Regions from separate parts of the Mus musculus genome. Here region 2 is linked to region 1. Evidence: chromatin loops called from intact Hi-C (ENCODE). Cell type or tissue: heart. All regions are shown on one strand. Links, peaks and the distances in the headings refer to the core of each region. The heading gives the core; the rest is flanking DNA. Region 1 has its middle 8.0 kb from the start of Htr3b. Region 2 has its middle 6.4 kb from the start of Zbtb16.

Region 1 (2,819 bases), core at 213-2,712:
TTCTAAATAGGTCCACATCCCCTTGTCCTATCTACCATCTTTTCTCCCCTACCTTTGGATGGTGGGCTAGAAGGGGAGCAGGGTGTTGAAGCATTTGAGAACCTTTATTAAAGTAGGTTTGGAATAAATCTAAGCCTAAAATTATGTGAATGAAATAAATTATTTGTAGCCAGGCCTGGTGGCAGGAAGTTTCTAAGACCTTATAGAATTTGACTTCTCATAACATATGCCAGAATTCAATATGGTTTTAAATCATATTGTTTTTTGTTTGTTTTGAGACAGTATTGCTGTGTAGCCTATACTGGCCTCAAACTCTTGGCAATCCTTCTGTCCCAGAATCCAGGATGATGGGATTACAGACTTATATGCTCAGTTCTGTTTAAAAACTTTTCAGGGGTGAGATCTTATTTATTTCTACTATTGGGAATTCTACTTTTTTTTAAGAAAAAATTTATTTATTTATTTATTTATTTATTTATTTATTTAATGAATGTAAGCACACTGTCACTCTTCAGACACACCAGAAGAGGGCATCAGATCCCATTACAAATGGTTGTGAGCCACCATGTGGTTGCTGGGATTTGAACTCAGGACCTCTGGAAGAACAGTTGGTGCTCTTAACCACTGAGCCATTTCTCAAGCCCAAAAACCTAACTTGGGCTAGTATATTTGTTTGTTTGTTTGGTTGGTTGGTTGTTTTTTTCGAGACAGGGTTTCTCTGTATAGCCCTGGCTGTCCTGGAACTCACTTTGTAGACCAGGCTGGCCTGGAACTCAGAAATCTGCCTGCCTCTGCCTCCCAAGTGCCTGGATTAAAGGCATGCACCACCACAGCCGGGCTTTTTTTTTTTTTTTAAGATTTATTTATTTTAAGTGAGTATACTGTTGCTCTCTTCAGACACACCAGAAGAGGGCATCAGATCCCATTACAGATGGTGTGAGCCACCATGTGGTTGCTGGGAATTGAACTCAGGACCTCTGGAAGAACAGTAGGTGCTCTTAACCTCTGAGCCATCTCTCCAGTCCCTCCTGGAAGCAAATTAAGAGCAAAGTAAGAGTGACACAAACTGAAGAATACATGACGCTCAAATAGTCTGAAAACAGAGCATATAATGAAGTCTAGGGTTGGTGAGATGTCTCATCAGCTATAGGCACTTACCAAGGAGCCCGGCAACCTGGGTCTGATCCCTTGAATCTACATGGTGAAGGAACAGAGCCAGTCCCAGCAGCTTGTCCTGACCATCACATGAACATTATGACACGTGCTCAAACACATGTACACATACACAACAAATAAATATGTAAATGTAATAAACTCAGCAATTTGTTTAATGCTAGGTATGGATTCCCCATAATCCCTGTCTGAGAAGGTGTGCGGAGGAGGATGTGGAGCTCAGAGTCATCCTCCATTATTAAGACCAGCTTGGACAACAAAAACCAAAACAAGCATAATCTAAAGAGGAGTGTGTTCTTACACTTGGGAGCCAGAGGCAGGAGAGTCACCCCAAGTACAAGGTCACACAGGGATGCACAGTGAGACTTTTCCTCAAAAAACAAGATAAGCAGATAGATAGATAGATAGATAGATAGATAGATAGATAGATAGATAGATAGATAGATAGATAGATAATAAACCAAGAATTCAGAATAGGTTGAGTGTAGTTTTGTCACTGCACAGAATTTGCAAACGCGAGCTGAAGGGCCACCACTAGGTGTCACTCTGACTACATCCATTGCCTCAGACTGGCTTCCTGAAAGCTTTTTTTTTGACTCCTTTCCTCAGTCTTTAAGGGCCCTAACTAGAGGTCTGTCACACTCCAGCCATAGTCAGCCCCCTATCATTAGTGCCAAGCCTTCCTCCTGAAGCAATGACAGTGTCAATTTCAGCAATGGCAATGTGGGGGCAAATACAGCTGTTGTGCCTTTTGGAATAATTGCTCCAGGCCATTCGGAGACAGCATTATAATCACAGCGCTTATACAGACTTATACAATATTTCGGTTTCCTATTTTAAGTCCTGTTAGCACTCTGTGTCATGAACTTGTAAATCTATTCATGTGAGTCTGTAATTACCAGCCCACATTTTTTACGATGTGCTTGTGACCCCTTGGAAGGCACCATGCTCTCATCTTACAGCCCTGCTGTGAGTCCTACCTGGACTCAGAACAAAGGGAACTGTCTCAAAACAGAACAGCAAAAACAAACAAACAAAAAGCAAATAAACAAAGTAAATAAATAAATACCAAACCCCCAAGGTCTCAGATAGACGGCACTGGCCCCCAGCTCTCTATGTAGCTGTACATGGCTTTCGGTTCTCAACCCTTCTTCCTCTGCCTCCCAAGTGCTGGGATTAAAGGCCTGTGCCACCACTGCCCTTCGGACCTTTGGCTTATATGAACTCTACCAACTGAGCTATATCTGAGCCTCCTGCCCACCGTTCTACCCAAGATAGGGTCTTGCCTTATATTCTTTGTGTGGCCCAGGCTGGTTTTGAACTTGCTTTATAGAGCTGGCCTCAGACTTTCAATGATCCATCTGCATTTGTCTCCCAAAGGCTAAGATTACAGGTGTGTGCCACCCTGTTTGGCTACAGAGGCCACTTTACTCTGCCTTGTCTGGTTTCCTCCTATCTTCTTCCAGCTTCTCATGGAGCCCATCCATCTTTCAGGCTTTTTTTATTTACCTCATGCGTTCTGAAAGTTTCTCACCTTCAACCTCCACTCAGGTCCCTGGTGCTTTCTTATTGTTCCTCCTCTGATGTTCTGCACCTGCACAGTTCCTCACGCAGTGAGAGGAGGAATCGATAAGTAAATAGAACAG
Region 2 (2,819 bases), core at 219-2,718, 130 kb after region 1:
GCCGCATTTACCATCCGTACACACTAATAAACACGGAGTGCTACAAGGTGAAAATTAACACCACCCGCCACCCACCTGGCCTTGCTTTCCATTTGCCAGCTTGCCTTGCTCTGAGGACCAGACTACCGCCAACTACCGCTAAACACAGAGGACCAGACTGGGAGAATAGGGCTACAATGTACTGTGCTTAAGACCACTCTTTCGGAGGAGATGGCAGTGATGGTCAGGGTCTCATGTAAACCCAGGAACTTAGAACTTGGCCTAGAACTTGCTATGAGCAGTGGATGGCCTTCAACTTCTGATCCTCCTGCCTCTACCTCCCAAATACTTAACCTATAGACAGGTCCTGTTTGTACAGTGCAGGGGATGAGACCCAGGCTTCATGCATGCCAGGCAAGCACTTCCAGCTGAGCTACATCTCCAGCTGCCTACTTCATTCATTTAAAAAGTATTAATTTAAAATTGTGTATGCATATATGCATGCATGCATGCATGTATGTATGTATGTATGTATGTATGTATGCATGTATGTATGCATGCATGTATGTATGCATGCATGCATGTATGTATGTATGTATGCATGTATGTATGTATGCATGCATGTATGTATGTACACCTAAGTTCATGCATGTGCACCATATACATGAGTCCTCAGAGGCCAGAAGAAGCTCCAGATGCCCTGGAGCCGGAGTTACAGATGGTTCTGAGCCACCACGTGGTTGCTGGGAATTGAACATGAGTCCTCTGGGTGAGCAGTTAGTGCTCTTAACCACTGAGCCATCTCCCCAGCCGCAACTTCATTCTTTAAATGAGACATAAACTAGACAATGTGGCACACACCAATAATCTCAGTACTTGGCAGGCAGAAGCAGGAGAATCACTGCAAGTTCAGGGCTAACCTTGACTCCATGGTGAGTACCAGGTCAGCCAGGGCGACATAGCAAGGCCTGCTTCAAAACAACAACCAACCAACCAACCGTAAAACAAAAACAGGAGAGAAAGAACCATTTAAAATTTACCAGCTCCAAGAACTTATCTTAAACTCTCCTACCAGAATGTCTGATAGGGGTAAGCAGAGAGAAGCCTGGCATCATTGCTAATAATAAATATCTAGTGTCCATTTCTTTTAGTGCTGGACTGGAACTCAGACCCTGGCCTGTGTAGGTGAGTGTTTCCCCATTGAGCCCTGGTTTTGTTTTTGGAATGAGGTCTCGCTAAGTGGTCCAGAGTGGTTTTAAACATCTCCACCCCAGACATCCTCCTATCCCAGCAAGGGGCTATAGACAGGCAGTACCTGGATGGCTTTCAGATCTTTGAGCATCCTCCCAGTGACTTTTGTGGAGTGGTCCCCATGATGTTCCACAGTTTCCAGGTGAGGATTTTGCAACGAAGGCCTCACTCAGATCCTGTGTGGTGCACACGGTACTGAGTCCCTCGGATTAGAACGGAACCTAAGCATCTAGCTTCCTCTCATCCTCATGGCTCTGCTTCTGAAATATCTGTGCTGTGGGGGTCAGGTCACAGATCAGAAAAGACAACGGAAGAGAGCGCTAAGCAGAAGAGCTTTTATGGGCCAGTTCTGCATATACTCATGAATTCACTTCCTCTATCCCCCAACTTGCCAGCTAAACTCTGGAGCCGGGAGAGGGTACACTGAGCAGGACTGAGACCTGGCCTTCTGGAAGCTTCCAATGAAGGAGCTGGTCAGAACACACACTGGGCAGTCCAGATACAAGGCAGATGCTGGGGAGAATGATGACAAATGTCCAGACAGTGCAAAGGGACTCATGGAGGAGGGAGAGGCAGAGAACCAAGAGTGTGGCTTGGAGCCCACAGCAACCTCTGCTCTGGGGCATTTCCCAGACTCCTAACCACTCGGCACAGAGGGCAGTACAGTGAACTGTTCTCCAAGCAAAAGCTCTGAGCAAATTATCAGAAGATGGCCTAGTCGGCCATCAGTGGAAAGAGAGGCCCATTGGTCGTGCAAACTTTATATGCCTCAGTACAGGGGAACGCCAGGGCCAAGAAGTGGGAGTGGGTGGAGGAGCGTGTGGGGGACTTTTGGGATAGCATTGGAAATGTAAATGAAATAAATACCTAATTAAAAAAATAAGGTCTTCTAGATCACCCACTTACTTCACACTAAATTAGGAGTATGTATGTGCCATGGATGCCAAGGCAAATTACATAAGCATAAGAGATATCTGGGAGACGCACAACAAATTAAAAACTCTGTCATTTTACTCTGATAATAAATTAGCATCATCACTACATTGAAAACTCATTACGTTATTACTATAAGAATATCTAGCTTTCCATCACATTCCCAAGAGACTTTGAACTTTAAAAAAAAAAAAGCTCTGAGCATTCTTTTATGTCATCTCAAAAACCGATATAAATTTTAATTTCTAATTTATAGTATAGTAGCATTTGTTTTGTTATAATTTTAAGATAATTGGCTTAAATTACCAGTCACCGAACAACATAACTTCATTCTTACGGTTTGTGAAACCCTGACATGTACAGGCAGTCGTGAGCTGCGCACATGAGTCTCTGCAGGAGTAGCAAACATGTCTTCCCTCTCTCTCTTTTTTTAAAAATAGATTTATTCATTTTTATTTTATGTGTGTGAATGTTTTACCTGCGTGTATGTCTGTACACCATGTATATGTCTGATGCTCATAGCGGTCAAAGAATAAGGTAACAGAGCCCTTGGAACTGGAGTTATAGGCAGTTGCAAGCTGTCATGTGTATGCTGGCAACCAAACCCAGGTCTTCTGGAGGATCAGCCAGTGCTACTCGTACTGAGGCATCTCTCC

The links. Peaks named below come from ENCODE experiments on the same cell type or tissue, not always from the same donor. Only the 100,000 strongest peaks of a DNase experiment are listed, where the experiment ranks them.
Region 2: it touches region 1 in a loop (4-fold over the local background); 2 of 42 quality-filtered maps call a loop at or near these places.

The regions. Positions count from the first base shown.
Region 1 is chr9:48,971,627-48,974,445 of GRCm38, reverse strand. No RefSeq gene overlaps it. Among named protein-coding and RNA genes, the nearest start is that of Htr3b, 8.0 kb to the right of the region's middle. In heart, for the core only: a CTCF peak has its summit at 1,710 (motif pointing right); no DNase peak of the experiment used is centred there.
Region 2 is chr9:48,841,215-48,844,033 of GRCm38, reverse strand. No RefSeq gene overlaps it. Among named protein-coding and RNA genes, the nearest start is that of Zbtb16, 6.4 kb to the right of the region's middle. In heart, for the core only: no CTCF peak of the experiment used is centred there; no DNase peak of the experiment used is centred there; H3K27me3 peaks cover 614 bases.